Linked DNA regions of Mus musculus: region 2 is linked to region 1. The links are chromatin loops, found by intact Hi-C in ENCODE. Cell type or tissue: gastrocnemius. All regions are shown on one strand.

Region 1 (8,000 bases):
GCCTCTGAGACAGCTGAAAGTTAAGAGTCTGACACACTTCGTCTTGCCCTGGGTTTTGGATGCAGGATGCAGAATTGCCTTTAATCTGCGATTTTGCAGGGTAGTAAACTGGTCTCTGAAACCTCATGACCTCCAAGCTGGGAAGAAGGAGGGGCAGGGTGCCTGGCTCCAGACTCCATTTCCTAAAGGTTAGTGGCTTACTTAGAGTTACACTTGAGCATGTATGGGTCTCATGCAGGTTTCGAGTTTTCGAGCACAAGGTGGCTCAGGCCTCTCTGTCTGTCTGTGTGCCCTGTGTACCTTCCTCAGTCCTGCAGGAAGTGTTCGGGTGACTGATCTGTGGGCCCACCCTTCGGGATGTGTTCAGCGTTCCTCCTGAGAGCCCAAGCTGAGCTTGTGCCTGGCAAACTTTGCTCTGGCTTTCAACCTTTGAGAGAACACGTTCTGTCCCGTTGGCAATGAGCCTGCAGGACAGCAGTGCCAGTGTCCAAGCTTAATCCTGATGACCTGGCCTCACAGAATGGCCACCATAGAGGCTGAACGGCTTTTTCTCAGCGGTTTGGCAGCCCTGAGATCCTGGCCCTCGTGGACCGCTGCATGTTTGAATGGGTGTTACTAACGCCTTCTCCATCCACTGCACTGCTGGTCCGACGTCCGGGTTGGCATTTTGTCCATCTTTGTAAGTCTCTCCCCACTTCCTGCATGGCTTCATTCAGCAACACTTTTGTGGTTTCAATTCAACATGATAAGATTAACCCATCTAATGTGATTACCAGTGAATGTAGACCACGTGTCTTGTGCACTGGCGGCCCATTGGGCTTCCTCGTTCTTCCTTTGTGGCATTAACCTCTGCATTTTTTCCCTCTCAGCTTATCTAGAAACTACAATTCAAGCTTATGTTCTTTAACAAGTGCCTTTAAGTTTTCTAATTGCATATTTAGCATAAAGCTGACCATATCTTCTCTTGACTATCAGTTGTTCACTGAGTGGATCCTCGTGGGCAGACTTGACTTTTTACGGGGTGCCCCTCTGCTGTCGGGTGCCCCGCTGCTGTCTTGGTGCACTTCTTAAAATGTCTCCAATGTTTTGGTTCCTGAACTGCTTCTGGTTTTCGAGACAGGGTCTCACGATGTAGCCAGGCTGGCCTTGAACTCTCAGTCCTCCCAGCTCAGCCTCCCAAGTGACTGTTTATTTGTTCTGTTTGGCACAAGAAGTAAAGGTATTGTTTTCAAGGGCACAGATGAGAGCACGCCGTCTCAAGGCCTCCCAGCTCAAGGGTTCACTTCCACAGCCTCAGCTCTCCCACTAAGCATCAAATGGAGAACGATCTACAGCCGAATCGACCTCAGCTCCACTCACTCTGGGTGGTGGTGTAAGGGGTGATGCCAGCTCCTGGCCTCGGCCACTGTCACTGCCTTTGACCCTTTTACCATCCAAATCAATTGGTCTTTTTTCAGGGTTGTGTTTAAGACACCCCTTGTCTTTGCTACAGTGGTGACCCAGACACAGTTGGAGACCATCCCCCAGTGTCTGTCCTCCCGTGTGGCTGAACAGTCCTGTGGCTGTCCCTGTCACCCCTCCTGAGTGCACTCTGAAGGAGCATGCTTCCTTCGGGTCTATATTCTCTCTCAGGCTAAAGGCGGCAGTTCAGGCCTTCTGTGACCTAAGTCTGGGAGGCCAGTGGTGGCTTCGTGGAATGAGCCCAACAAGACTCTGCCCCGCCTGACCGCTTTAATAGACGCCTGCATTTCGCACATTCAGATTATATCATTAGGACAGGACATGAGAAGGGGCTCTGGAGAGAATCTTGGCCTGCAGAGCCCTGGCCACCTTCTGTGACAGACCACCGGGTCTGGCCCCAGGCGTAGTAGTCAGCCCCCACCACCAAGCTGCAGCTATCAGCAGGACCATTCCAACTGAAGGCACACCCTGTCCTGGAGGCCTAAAGAATGGCAGATGCCTGGCAGAAGTCCTAACTGGTGTGCTTGTAGGAATACCCCGTGTGGTGGCACACCCTTTTGAGGGAATCCTATACAAAACCATTTCTTGGTCCCTCTCTGTATGAAACTCTCTTTCTTGGGACACCCCCCAACTCTGCAGGACACACGGCCATTCACTCAGAACACAAGTCCACCAGATACAGGGACTCAGTAGGCAGGCTGCCGAAAAGCTTCCATGTGATGTGCAGTACCAATGCAAGGGACTGAGGATCAGGGATCAGGGAGGTGGCGGGGATGTGGCACAGCCTTGGGAGAAGATGCGACCACAGAAGACAAAGGTGTCAAGTCTGGATCCTGGCTGGGTACACAGCCCACTAAAAGCCAGTGCCTTATCCTTGCCCCCAAGATGACCTTAACTAACAGCGAGCCTGGTGGTGAGGCTCTGGACTGGCACTGCTTGTAGCAGCAATGAGAAGCCAGGCATGGCAGGGAGACTCTGTAGTGACTTAGCCAGTGTCCCCTTGGGGGAGGAGAAACCAGTGCTTTCCTAGAACCTGTAGCCAGGTGTAGTAGTTTGAATAAAAATGGCTACCATAGACTCACAGGGAGTGGCATTATTGGAAGTTGTGGCCTTGTGTGTCACAGGAGGGTGGACTTTGAGGTTTCAGAAGCTCAAGCCAGGCCCAATGGCTCCCTCTCTTCCTGCGATCCACCAATCCGAATGTAGAATGCTCAACTGCCTCTCCAGCACCACATCTGCTTGTCTGCTACCATGCTTCTCACCATGATGACAACAGACTAAACCTCAGGACTGTAAGCCAGCCCCAGTTAAGTGCTTTCCTGTAGAGTTGATGCAGTCATGGTGTCTCTTCATGGCAGCAGAAACTCTAACAAGACACTAGACATGGCAAAGCCAAACCTAGAAAGGCCAGCTGCCCACAGGAGAGCAAGAGGCAGACATTGGGCAAGGAGAGTAGCCTGGGGGCGGATTCCTGTGCTGTGTGAGGGATGAGGGAGGAGTCCAGAACATTCTACCTGTATGGAGGGTCTGGATACAGAGCCTTGGAAAGAAAAGTGACTTGTTGGTGGGAGGTGGCCGGCAGGTGGGTGGTGTGCCTAACAACCATCTAAAGTGAGCAGGGCCATGTATCAAGGAGTGAGCAGCCCAGGCAGGTGTGCACACTGGCATTCCTACCAGAGACGCTGTACAGGCCCAGATGTGGTCCAGCGCATTTCCTCACCAGACCCCAGCACCAGCCACATCCTTGGTCTCTGTGATCTCATAGCCACACCCAGCTCAGCCTGGAACCCTGGACCTGGCTGGAGGCTCCCATGTTGCTCTGTGTGAACTCTTTTCCTGGAATCTGCTGGCCTGTGTCTGATTGTGCCCCTGGGACACAATGTCCCCCATCGTCCTCTTGGATTCAGCCTTTCTCCTGAGCTCTGTGGCTAAAAAGGACACACAGGTGGCCCCCCTCTTTCCAAGCTGTGAGGCCATCCCAGGAGTCCCTGGAGGAGGCCAGCTGGAAAGCACCCGGACTGGGGGTAGGGGAGGCAGCGACGTCTCGTCAGCCAAATGGGTTCGATTCCATTGACTGATTCTATCTGAATGGTCATTAATGTGATTTATTTGGCTGTTTCAGATTCTTCACTCCCAAATTTGTCACCAACCCTCTTGGTATTGACTGGAAGAGAACAGTCCTAGTACAGAATGGAGTGGGAACAGGGCTCTCTAGCTCGGCTCCTCACCTTCCCCTCCCCCCGCCCGTTCTTTACTCTCAGAGCGACTGGACTGGAAAGCGCAGGAAAACAGAGGAAGGGGCCGTGCCTAACCCCCAGCCTTTCCACCCAGCTCTTACTTTAGAAGACAAGTTCTCTCCTCCCTCAACCCCAGCCGTGCCCTGGCCACCCCAGGGGAAGCCAACGCTGAACTTTCCTGACAGCAGCGGACACTTACAGAGGCCACTGTGGAACAGAGTTCATTTCCAACATCCTGGCATTAGAGACTCAGGATACCAAGCTCCCAGCTGCTGCTCCAGTGCCCTGCCTGGTGCCCTGCTCCCTGCCATGTTTGTTGATGGACTCCTATCCCTCTTAAACTCTAAGCCCCGAATAAATCCTTCTGTTAAGAAAACATAACCACCCCAGGACACCCTCTGCCCCAGGTCCCCTGTCAGTGCTCCAGCTGCCTCCAGCCCTTGACCGTGCAGCCCCCATGAGATCCAGTTGCCTGTGGACACGGCCCTTGTCATGGCCAACACACTAACTAGATTGGAAACCACGGGAGCAGCAGCTCAGCCACTGTGCACCCCATGGTATCCCCAGCTCTAGGTCCTATTCTTGCCCCACTGAACCTGACTCAAGGCTCTCAGCTCACCCTGTCTTCTCCCAGGAAGTCACCAGAACCAATTCCGGCTAAACCAAGGGGTGTGGGTAAGTACCTGCCTTCTGCACCCCTGCCTTCTGCACCCCTGCCCTCTGCAACCCTGCCCTCTGCACCCCTGCACCCCTGCCCTCTGCACCCCTGTCCTCTCCCTCTCTTCCTTGACCCCAGCATGAGACTGAGGGGATGAAGGACAGAGTGGCTATAAGGGAGGGAAGGCCCTGGAGTGAGGATAGTGGGCAGGCACTCCAAGTTGAAATGGCCCCACCACTACACAGCTGTGCATCAGTGAGACCTGTAGTTCGCTGGGGAGGGGCTTTTGTGAAGTGAGGCAGGCCCCCTCTGCTAAGGGCCAGACTCACAGCCCCTGGCTCTGCTTGCTGGGAAGAAGCCACCCACCTCCCATCTGCCTTTCTGGATCTGGTCTAAGATGACTCACCTGTCCCCAGGGAGGCTGACCTGGTTTCTCACCCAAGCTCAGCTCCCACAGGCCACAGCTGGAAGGGGTGGAGATGAAGAGGCAGCCGCCTCTCCTGGTGATCACTTTCCCATGAAACACAGCCTGGAGGTCCAAAGGAAAAACACCATAAAACTATGTCCCGAGGGGCAGTGGTAGTGCACACCTTTAGTCTCAGCACTTGGGAGGCAGAGGCAGGTGGATTTCTGAGTTGGAGGCCAGCCTGGTCTACAGAGTGAGTTCCAGGACAGCCAGGGCTACACAGAGGAACCCTGTCTCGAAAAACAAACAAACAAACAAACAAACAAAACTATGTCCCTTAGCCAAGTGGTAGTGGCACACACCTTTAGTCCAACCACCCAGAAGCAGAGGCAGGAGGATCTCTGTGAATTTGAGGCCAACCTGGTCTACAGAGAGCATTCCAGGACAGCCAGGGCTACACAGGGAAAGTGTGCCACCCCCGCCACCCCAACAAAACAAAACAAAAACCTGTGTCTCTTTGGAGGCTAACCCTGCTCACCAGACACCTCTGACCTGGCTCATGGTTTGTTTGCTTGCCTGTACTGGCTTCCAGATCTCTCATTCTCTCTCTCTCTCTCTCTCTCTCTCTCTCTCTCTCTCTTTCTCTCTCTCTCTCTCTCTCCCTCTCTCTCTCTCTCTCTCTCTCTCTCACACACACACACACACACACACACACACACACCCTGCCACATTACAGTTAGATCACAGTAAGACAGGGGACTGACCTACACGGCCAGGTTACCTGTGTCAGAAGAAAGACTCTGGACTGGAGCTGATGGAGCAGGAAGATCAGGTTAGGCAGATCCATAAGCAAGGGCCACAGGGCAGATGTGGGGCCTCCGTGCCTGAAACTTAGGGGGGCAAGTGTGACTCAGGTGGAGACAGCACATGAAAGAGCCCATCCCCAACCGCTCAGCCCTGGTCTAATGACAGGGGAAGCCACAGGACCAGATACTTCCTCTACTGTGTCCCTGGAGCCACACTGCCCCCTGCTGCTGCTAGTGGGCATGGCAGGAACCTCTGAGTTGAGGCTGTCTCCTGAGCAGATACTGAGTGAAGAAGCCAGTTATAATTTGTGGACTTTTCTGGCCCCAGCTAGGGCACACGGGAAGCCAAGCAAGCTCAAGGCTGGGCTCTGACTGCATAGGTGCCCCATCTGGTGGGAGGGCTTATTCAGCCGGTACCAGAGCTGGGGAGACGGTGATTATACGCAAAGCCAGAGGTTTGGAGCTCCGAAGCCAACATCCCAGCAACCTGTCCTAGCCCCTGTGGCACTGGGACTGGCAGCCCTCGGGGACACAGGAGCCTGCAGGGGTAGCAGCAGCCAGTCTACTGGTTCCTGCCTGTTCCACCCAGCCTCTCTGTGTGTAGATCTGAAATGTTCCACACTTTTTTTTCCTGCTGGTGAACCCAGGGTCTCATGTGCACTGGGCTAGTCTTCTCTACCACTGACAAGGCCCCAGCCCTTTGTTAGTTTAATTTGACACAGTATCTAAGTTGCCCAGGCTAGTAATCCTCCTGTCTCTGCCTCTTGAGTAGCTTCCTATACGACCCCTTCAGACCCAGTGCATTTTTAATTAATTGGTTAATTATATTGGGGAAGGGATGAGACAAGGTCTCACTGTGTAGCCCAGGCTGGCCTTCTCCAGGATGGCCCTCGTGGCTATTCTGTTCTTCCTTTCCTTCCTCCCGCCCTTCCCATGCTTGTCCCCATACCTCCCCCCTTTACAGGAACATGGACTTATATAGAAGATTTATAGGGGAATAACTCGAGTGAGATTTGTCTGTGGTGTAGAGCATAAAGGAGATAAAACTGGGTTCTCCCCAAGGGAGACACATGTGGCAGAGCACAGTGTCTAACTGCCCAGACTCGTCCTAGCTCACCTGGACTGAAACTGCTGACCCTTCTCACTGCCTGCCTGGGAAGCCACTGTGGACCTCGGAGCCCAGGACAGGGAGGGTCACACGGTATTCCTAGGGGGCACACACCTGGGGTTGCCACAGGAGCCAGCATGGCACCAAAGAGGCAGGAACCAATCACAGAAGCAGGATACCAACAGGCCAAGCCCTAGAAAGGTGGCCCTACCAGGGCCAGGCTGATGGGGAGAGAGTCTTCAGATGCCACCGTGGAGGGACTCCACTTTGATGCCAGCCACCCCACGGCTATTGATGGGTCTGAATGCAGGTGCTGGGCTTGTCACTCTAAAGGCCAGCCACAGGCATGCAGGCAAAACACCCATTCAGATAAAATCAATGGATAGAGTATTTTAAGGTTGAGGTTGGCCCACTGCAGAGGTGTTTCTGCACCTGGTGCCCTCTGGTCGGCTGGAAGAAGCCAGAGTGGGCGTTCCCTCAATTCCTTCTGGCAGTTCTTGACAGGAGTAGGGGTGATGAAAAAACTCCAAAGAATGGGCAATGCTGGCACATGCCTTTAGTACCAGCACTCAGGAGGCAAAAGCGGGTGGATCTCTGTGAGTTCAAGGCCAGCCTGGTCTACAGAGTGAGTTCCAGAACAGCGCAAGACTATCCAGAGAAACTCTGTCTTGGGGGAGAAAAAAAAAAAAAGACTCCAAAGAAAAGTAACCAGTTTATCTCTCTGCCAGAGGTGTCCTCGGATCTCTTGACAGCCTCATTCTTGCCAGAGGCCAGAGATGGCAGAAGTGTTTGGAGGTTCCTAAATGATCTGGTTCCTAAGTGATTCCAGGGTCACCTCTTTAGAGGGGGTAATAAGTACTGCAGAAGCAGTGAGGGCCTACAAAGAGAAAAAGGTCAAGAGAGTAGGATTTCTGGCCTGAATGGGGAGCTAACGTTCTAGTGGATAGAGGTCAGTCACCTGGTTGTGGACCACCCCTAGGAAGACAGGCTCACTTTAAGCCACGTTTAAGAGCTAGAATAGCAACTCGTTGCCCTAGGGGCCCAAAGGGTCATCAGAATTAAACAATCCCCGGTCACTTAGAGCAATAGCTTGCTTCTACTACAGACTTCAGAATGCTGGATGAGTCTGATGGGGTTGGAGGACAGCAGCCAGAATGTATAATAAAGACAGTGGAATTGTTAGGGACTTCTTTCCCCCTGTCGATCAGAGGTGGCTAGCCTGCTAAGGGCCAGAACTCCATTAAACCCTACCATCATTCGATCTGTGCGCATGCCTGTTTGCCCGTCTCTTAGAAGTTCTCTACAGACTTGACTTGCTTTTACA
Region 2 (8,000 bases), 210 kb before region 1:
TGGTTCCTGCCAAGCCACCCAAGCCTGGCACTTCCTCTGACTCCAGGTATTAGGCTTCTCTGAAATGAGTGTTCACAAAGGTCTTGCAGGCTCTTGATTGTGATGCGGTGTGTGTCGTATGCAGTCACACAGCCTCTGTGCCAAGGCTTGTTCCTTAACCAGCCGTGCAGATATGGGTATGTGACCAATTCCAAGGTGAAATTTGTCATGGTCGTGGATTCCTCCAATACAGCCCTTCGGGACAACGAGATCCGCAGTGTAAGTGCAGAGGGCTGAGGTGGGTATCTGCCCCTCACTTTCCGCACTGGGAAGGCAAAAGCCTGCAACAGCCCCATGAGTGCGTTCATCTAACCGGTGTTCGTTTGCTCTTCTACTTTTTGTTTGTTTGTTTGTTTGTTTTTTGAGACAGGGTTTCTCTGTATAGCCTTGGCTATCCTGGAACTCACTCTGTAGCCCAGGCTGGCCTCGAACTCAGAAATCCGCCTGCCTCTGCCTCCCAAGTGCTGGGATTAAAGGCATTTGCCACCACTGCCCGGCTTCGTTTGCTCTTCTTTTAGATGTTCCGGAAGCTGCATAACTCTTACACAGATGTGATGTGCAACCCCTTCTACAACCCGGGAGACCGCATCCAGTCAAGGTGGGACCTGCTTTTTGATAACATGGTCATTAGGAAAGCAAGGGAACCACGTAGGAGCCCTGTCCCAAGGCCACTATTTCAAAGCAGTCAGCCCCATTTTTCTAACGTAGCGCTGACACAGACCTCTGTGTGTATGGGCAGATTGGGCCAAGGCTCACCCATCTGACCTCCCAGGTGTGTCTGTGGGTACCTGAGGACCTAGAGAAGGCTCAGCAAGGGCTCATGCTGTGGCATACCCTTTTCGGAGGCAATGTCCTCCTGTTGCTTGGCGTGCCTTTTGTGTTGGCTTGGGTGTCTCCCTTCCAGCTGGATGGACCTCATGCAGGTGCCTCATCAGGGGGCATGGACTTCATATGCAGGCACTGCAAACCTGCTTCCAGAATTTTCTTTCTTTCTTTTCTTTCTTTTTCTTTTCTTTTTTTTAAAGATTTATTTATTTAGTATATGTAAGTACACTGTAGCTAACTTCAGGCACCCCAGAAGAGGGCATCAGATCTCATGATAAATGGTTGGGATTTGAACTCAGTACCTTCCTTCGGAAGAGCAGTCAGTGCTCTTAACCGCTGAGCCATCTCTCCAGCCCCAGAATTTTCTTTTTCAGGGACTGTTCCCAAGGAGTTGCTTTCAGTTGACAGGTGGCTCAAGCAGGCCCTTGAGTGGCACCTTCCTTTAGCCGAGACATCAAGTATTTTGGGTCCACCTAGATCCTAAGACAGAGAACCCAGGTGTCCCTAAGCCATACAGGGCAAAGACAGCACTGCCTGCTCGTGGGGCTCATTGCTTATCCCTGCCTGCTCCCTGTGGACCTTACCGTGGGAGACATGCTGTGGAAATCTGTGGAATAAGAGGCCTGTGGAGGCTGTGCAAGGGTGGTGGGTGTCACTGCCTGGCATGGTGGGTACAAAGTCTGCTTCCCTGAACCCTAGGAAAGCTCCAGAATCCCGAGGATCCGGTCGGGCAGGGCCATAGCCCGTCCTGCTCTAAATCTGGATTCTCTTCTCAGGGCCTTTGATACCATGGTGACTTCCATGATGATCCAGGTGTGCTGAGTGGGGACCTCTGCCTGCCTCAGTCGTTCAGAAGAGAAGCCTGCGTTCACCCCTGTTGGATGATACTTATTTATTCCCTTTCTGCTCCCTGAGTGTACCCTGTGGGCAGGGCTGTGTCCCCTGTGCTTTTCTACTAAAGGCCTCACAAGATGAGATCTACGTTGTCCTGTGTCAGCAGAGAGGGCTCAGCTGAGGACCAGCTAGCTGGTCTCAGAGACTCTAGAGTGATGTAGGGGCTGTGACCACAGCTGGGTGGTATAGGGGAGGATGCTGTGATAGGAGACTGTGGGCCTCCATTGTCTGAGCAGGTGGGTGGTTCAGAAGGGTGTAGGGTATGGGGAGCCGAGAGCCAGCTTCAGAGAATAGAGACGATCCAGGGCGGACAGACACACACCTTCCTTCTTGGGCAAGGGCCCTCGACGTTCTGGATCTGCCATTCATTGCTAGCCTTAGCCCAGTGCTGTGCCCAGCGCTAGCCTCAGGGGGTGGTAAGAGGTGTAAAGCTCTGTGGGACACAGCAGCAAAGCGTGTCTCCCATGTCGCAGAGGAGAACCTCCAGGAGCCTTTCCTGTCTGTGAGCATGGAGACCAGCAAGGTCCCCAGTGCTGCTCCTAGGCCATGCATCCCCAGGGACAAACCAGGCTCTCCTCAGAAGTCCTGTGGCTGTGTGGAGGTGGTGCCTGAAGCTGGCTCTTCCATGCCTCCGGGCAGCGTAGCTAAATACTGGTGTCCTAGGAGAGGCAGAGGCCAAGAGGACCTGTCCTGAGCCTGAGTCCCCTTTAGCTGTCATGGCTCCATGCTGTCTTCAGAGTCTCTGGCTTCCCCAAGTCCTCAGCCAAGGACCTCCCCTTCGCTGTAGAGTGTCTCATGCCTGGGCCCAGCAGGCTGGGATTTGTCCACGTGAGCTGGGTGGAGTGGGAGAGAGTCCATCTCTGCATCTCAGGGCTTCTCTCCAAGAGCACAAGGTTATTACAAAATGCAGTACGAAGAGAAGCCAGACCACCCACCTGATCGATAAAAGTGAGAAATGAAGTTGCTTTGAGAAGTTCAACATGCAGCTGACTGACATGGACAGAGCCCAGATGGACTTGGTTAAAGCCTTTAGTGGGGGGTTGGGTTTGGCAAGGGAAGGAAGGAGCACCAGTCAGGTGGGATCTTGGGAGGTCACCCTCCCTGAGTATTAGCTGCCCTGGAAACTGCATCTTATGCCCCAGTCTTCCCTCCTCACAGAGTGAGCCTCAGGTTTCCTGGAGAAACTTGGCTCAATGCCGGTTGCTACCCTCCCCCTTTCCTCTTCATACCAGGACAGGCAGTTACAATGTGTAAAAGGTGGTTCTGGGAGGAACCTGCAGGAAAGATACTTTAAAAGTAGGTCTGGCTGGTGTGTAGAACACTCGAGGCTCTCTGCTCTCTTCCTGCCTGGAAGCGGGAGGTTAGGTCTCCCTCTTGAGAGCAAGACGACGAGATGAGGGAGCAAAAGGGGCCTAAGTCTGGGCTGATGAACCAGCCCTGGACGGCTTGCGTCAGCTTTTCTTTCTTTCTTTCTTTTAAGATTTATTTATTTATTATATGTAAGTCACTGTAGCTGTCTTCAGACACACCAGAAGAGGGAGTCAGATCTCATTAGGGATGGTTGTAAGCCACCATGTGGTTGCTGGGATTTGAACTCAGGACCTTCGGAAGAGCAGTCGGGTGCTCTTACCTGCTGAGCCATCTCACCAGCCCCCTTGCGTCAGCTTTTCATGTGAGGCAATAACATAGAGCTCTCTCCTGTTTGGGTTTTCTGACAGATTATGTGTAAGAGCACTGTGTGTGAGAACATTGAGTCTTCTCACTATCAAGCTCAGCAAAGAAAGCTTATAATGTGCTCTGCTCGCCTGGGTGTGGGCATCAGGCTTGCAGGTGAATTCCACCCTGAGGTTGGCCTCGGAGACCATGGTCACCGCCTGCCTGTTAAGAGGCAGGCTGTCCACCCCGGAGCCAAGATGGTGGCTCTGGTTAGCTTGTGATTTGCTGCAGGTAGTCTGTAGGGCCATCAGCTGCCTGTCTTCCCTTCTGGTACTGTCCTTCTACAGACCTGGGTCCAGGGCGCCTTACTCTGAGAGGGGAAACTGTGGCTTGCCATTGACAATGCTCACGGCAGAGACTGCAGGGCTGGTAGGGTTCTCACTACTGTGTAGACGCTGTGCTGAGGGGTGTTTGCACCTCAGCCTTCTGTCCTTGGCTTGGACAGACCTGGGTCTATCAGGAAGAACTCCCGGGTCCTTCCCAAGAAGAGAACTTGGCATATACATATATGTATATATATGTATATGTGTGTATATGTGTATTTATATATGTATGTGTAAAACTTGGCGCATATATATATGTGTATATAAAAATACATATATATACACACACAAACACACACACACACACACACACACACACACACACTTATGCATGTATATATGTCCAAGGCTCAGGAGCAAATATCCTGCCAGGAGACCCAGGCCAGGGACTTGGAAGTCCTGAAGCTGGAATTGAAGAGGAGCAGGCATCATCCTTGTCAAGGGCCCTGCCAGGTCACTTACTTTGATACTGGGGAACCCTCCCCCCCCCCCAACCCCCCGCTTCCCGCAAGGCCACCCTAGGGCCAATTTGCTGTTCACCATCTGCCCACTGGGTGGCAGTCACTCCTAGCTGGTCAGGATGGAACCAATTGCTTCCAAAGGTTAAAAAAAAATAAAAAGGCTGTCCAGGCTCACGGGGGCTACTGTATTGATACCACAGGCCAACTTGCCTTGGCCAGTTAACACAGTAGCTGGGGGCAGGGCTACTTCCTGCATGCCCAGAGAGAATCTACTCTAGGTCTTGGCCAGCTCCTGGAGCTGCAGCGACTCTTTGCAAGCCTCAGCTCAGACTCTGCCTCCCTTGTTCACAGCTGTCCCAAGCCTCACCCGCTGTTGGATGTGTGGTCCACAGGCAGTCTGGAATGCTCCTGGAGTAGTAGTTATTGTGATGGCGATGATGATAGGAGCTTACTGTGTAGCCCCGGCTGTGCTAGAGCTCACTCTGTAGACCAGGCTGGCTTCAGACTCACATAGCTCCACCTGTCTCTGCCTCCTGAGTGCTGGGATTAAAGGTGTGCACTACTACACCTGACTCTGGAGTTAATTCTTACGTTTCTTCAGAGATCTTTTTTCAATAAGGTCACAGGCTGCCTTTGGGCTTTGGAGGTGAAGATGTGGTTGCATTGGGGGGTGGGATATCCACTGAGGACAGGGGACATGTGAAAATGGCTTGGGGGGGGTCACGCATGGATGGAGCCTAGAAAAGGGCACAGCTCGTTCTCAGAGCTCTCCAGGTTCGGGGAGCAGGAGAAGCAAGGCAGCTCTACTGGGGCTTAAGGATAACATTAACATACAGCAAGGTGGTAAGTGCAGATTAGCGTGTGTATCCGCAGACCTGGGCCTGGCTAGCTCTCTTCCTGAGTACAGTGGCAGAGCAGGGTAGCCTGTCTGCCAGATACACACACACACACACACACACACACACACACACACAACATATTCACAGACATACACATACACTCAGACACATACAGACACACACATTCACAGACACACACATATACACTCATACACACAGAGATACAAACACTCAGACCCACACACACTCAGACACACACACCCTCAGACACAGACAGACAGACAGACAGACACTGTTCAGCATAGAAGGCCCACTTTTGCTTCTTACACTCAGAGTTCAGCATAGAGGCCCCACTTTTGCTTCTTGACCTGACCAGCTCAGATAACTTCAGCAGGATGGAGGTGAAGTGCTGGTGTATCTAGAGAGCCAGTTTGAGGCATGGAGGAAGAATTATGGCGATGGAGTTTTGGAGTTTGGTTGAATCAGAAGGCAGAGCCAGAGCCCCCCCTCTGGACTCATGCCATATCCCATTACCACCCTCTGTGTGGGGAGCCTTGGAGAAAGGGTCAATGCTAACCTGTATCTGAGGGAGAATCAAGAAATGAGGCTGATCACATGTTCTTAAAATATATTCAAGTTTAATAATTTACATTCTACTATTAACACACATATCTATTTTTCTTTAAAAGTACTCGAGAATGCCAATCCCAGCATACCCTGAGCCTTCCTCCCCTCCCTCCCCTCCCTGCCCAGTGCCTTCCCACTGGGACCTGGTGATCTGGGCACCTTCAAAGGCCCTTGGGGGCTGCCAGGCTAGGAGCCCCATCTGGAGGGAGTGGAGACAGCAGTTTACTCCTGGTCCCGCTTTAAAAACTGGGCTGTTCTTTCAGTAGGGAGAGAACCACTGTGGTGCTCCTCCATGGCCCCTGCAGAGAGTTGGGGGTGGGGGAGAACAAAGGCAGCTCAGTTGTCTTCAGAGGGGATAGGCCTGGAGAACATCAGGGTTAAAGTTACCACCGAGCTGCCCAGAAACTGTTGGGGGCGCCTTTGCTTTATTGAGGGGGTGACTCCAGAGAAGGAAGCCTGGGGCTAGAATTTGTCACATGGGCTCAACTGCAGCCTTGTTTATACTAGTTAGCCTATGCTTCAGGCCAGAGGAGGCTGCTTGTCGCCTGCAGAGTCCTAGTGCCCAGGAACAAGTAGCCCCACCAGGCAGGGAGCAAGCTTACACAGAGCCTGCACAGGCTGCTGGAAGCCACGAGGCCTCCCCCTCAGCCCCTTGCCAAGTGCCCCAACCTTTAAGGCTCATGTGAGGGACAATAGTCTTCCCTTAGCATGACACTGTGCAGATTGGCTACAGCCAGCATAAGGGTCAGGCTCCAAGAATCTTGCTGCTCAGATCTCCAGACTCAGAGTCCCACTTGGGCCCACTTACCGGCTCCGTCCATGGGCTCTTAACCGAGCTTTTCGATGGAGGCTACCGTGCAGGAAGGCAGCCCTGTTGCCCGAGTGTGTCCGCAGCCCTCCACGGTCTGTGGAGCTGATGCCTGGGAAGTTCGTCCTTTTGGGAAGTACCTGGATGGAACCCATGTCATGCTCCAAGACACTGGTCTGTACCCTTCTTGCCAGGGTGGCCTGAAGCCAGGGCCCAGGCTGAGACCAGGGCTTGGGGCTCCTGACTTGTGGTATCACTTAGGCTGAAATAATCCCTCCAACTTTTCTCAGATGCAAATGTGATCACAGGACATCCTGGTAATAGCCAGCATCTTCCTGGCCCATTCTGGCAGGCCCCGCCCACACCAAGCCCCGCCCACGCCAAGCCCCACCCTAGGTCTGAGAGTTTTCATCACTTCCTAACTCTGATTAATGCCCACCCAGCTAAGATGCACAAAGGGTCAGGCACTCTAACCTCTCCGAGCCTGGTGGAGGATTTGTGAGTTATTGCACAAGGCTCAGTGGTGGCCCACAGGCGCATGGAGACCCCTGGGGAAACATACCTTGATGACCCGACCTCGGAAGGTGCTCTCATCCAGCCCCACAGCAGCCTTGACAGATCTGTGCGAAGCAAACTCTATATATGCATAGCTGGGGGAGGACAGAGGTGGTGAACATTGGAGCAAGGAGTGAGGGGCTAGCTCCAGCCCCACCCACACTGCCCAGCCTGCCATAGCCCGACACTGACCCCTTGGGGTGTCCAGAGAACTTGTCGCACAGGATAGTGACCCGGTGAATCTCCCCACAGGGACTGAAGTAGGCCTCCAGCTCTGCAGCTGAGCCACCATAATCCACCTGCTCACAGAAAGGGTACCTGGTATAAGTGCTGGGCTATCCCCGTCTCCCTCCTGCTGAGGCGTTGTGGCAGAAAGGGGTTGGAGGGACCCCCCCCCCAAGGTTGGTTGGCCCCTGGCTGGGCATGGGCTGAAGTTGTATCCACTCCTGCCCAGGGTTCAGTGCTGAGAGACAGTTAAGTGTTTCCTGTGTGGACAGCTGGTTGGGTCTCAGGAATTAGCACATGCCGGGTATGTGGCCCATTAAACCTGAATGCTTGACCTCACCTTCGGTTGAATGAACAGTCAAGGCCTGGGCACTATTCGGCCCCGTGGGTTTTACCTTCCCTCTGCACCAGGCCTCCCACTTTGGCCTTGGAGACACTTGCATTTACAACTCCATAGCCTCCTGCCTCAAACTCATAGCCAGCTCCACCCAGGCCAGTCGTGGAGGGGTCTGCCCAGCTAAATGCCCTAATTGGGGGCAGACACCCTAGGAGGGCTATGACCACGCCACCCCCCTCTCTACTCACATTGCCTACAAAGACAGATCTGTGGTCAGCCTCCACATTTTCCTTGGAGGTCCTAGAGAAGAAGCAGTCTGTAGGGAGAGAGAACCTCAGAACTAGCGGGAGG

The links. A loop is a pair of places that touch in the nucleus more often than their neighbours do. Peaks named below come from ENCODE experiments on the same cell type or tissue, not always from the same donor. Only the 100,000 strongest peaks of a DNase experiment are listed, where the experiment ranks them.
Region 2: a loop joins it to region 1, with 9 times the contacts of the local background. A loop is called at or near these places in 36 of 42 quality-filtered maps.

The regions. Positions count from the first base shown.
Region 1 is chr8:122,824,811-122,832,810 of GRCm38, forward strand. It overlaps Gm35466 (a long non-coding RNA gene), which reads left to right. Exons shown (of 3, transcript XR_388150.3): 1 at 1-4,373. Among named protein-coding and RNA genes, the nearest start is that of Gm35466, 5.4 kb to the left of the region's middle. In gastrocnemius, no CTCF peak of the experiment used is centred here; DNase peaks (open chromatin) are centred at 408, 4,706 and 5,788.
Region 2 is chr8:122,613,751-122,621,750 of GRCm38, forward strand. It overlaps Trappc2l (trafficking protein particle complex 2-like), which reads left to right. Exons shown (of 5, transcript NM_021502.2): 3 at 171-258; 4 at 558-637; 5 at 1,641-1,841. The coding sequence ends at 1,686. It overlaps Pabpn1l (poly(A)binding protein nuclear 1-like), which reads right to left. Exons shown (of 7, transcript NM_001007462.1): 3 at 7,898-7,965; 4 at 7,280-7,386; 5 at 7,095-7,182; 6 at 6,533-6,672; 7 at 5,721-6,023. The coding sequence ends at 5,984. Among named protein-coding and RNA genes, the nearest start is that of Mir6396, 4.6 kb to the right of the region's middle. In gastrocnemius, a CTCF peak has its summit at 4,369 (motif pointing right); a DNase peak (open chromatin) is centred at 4,366.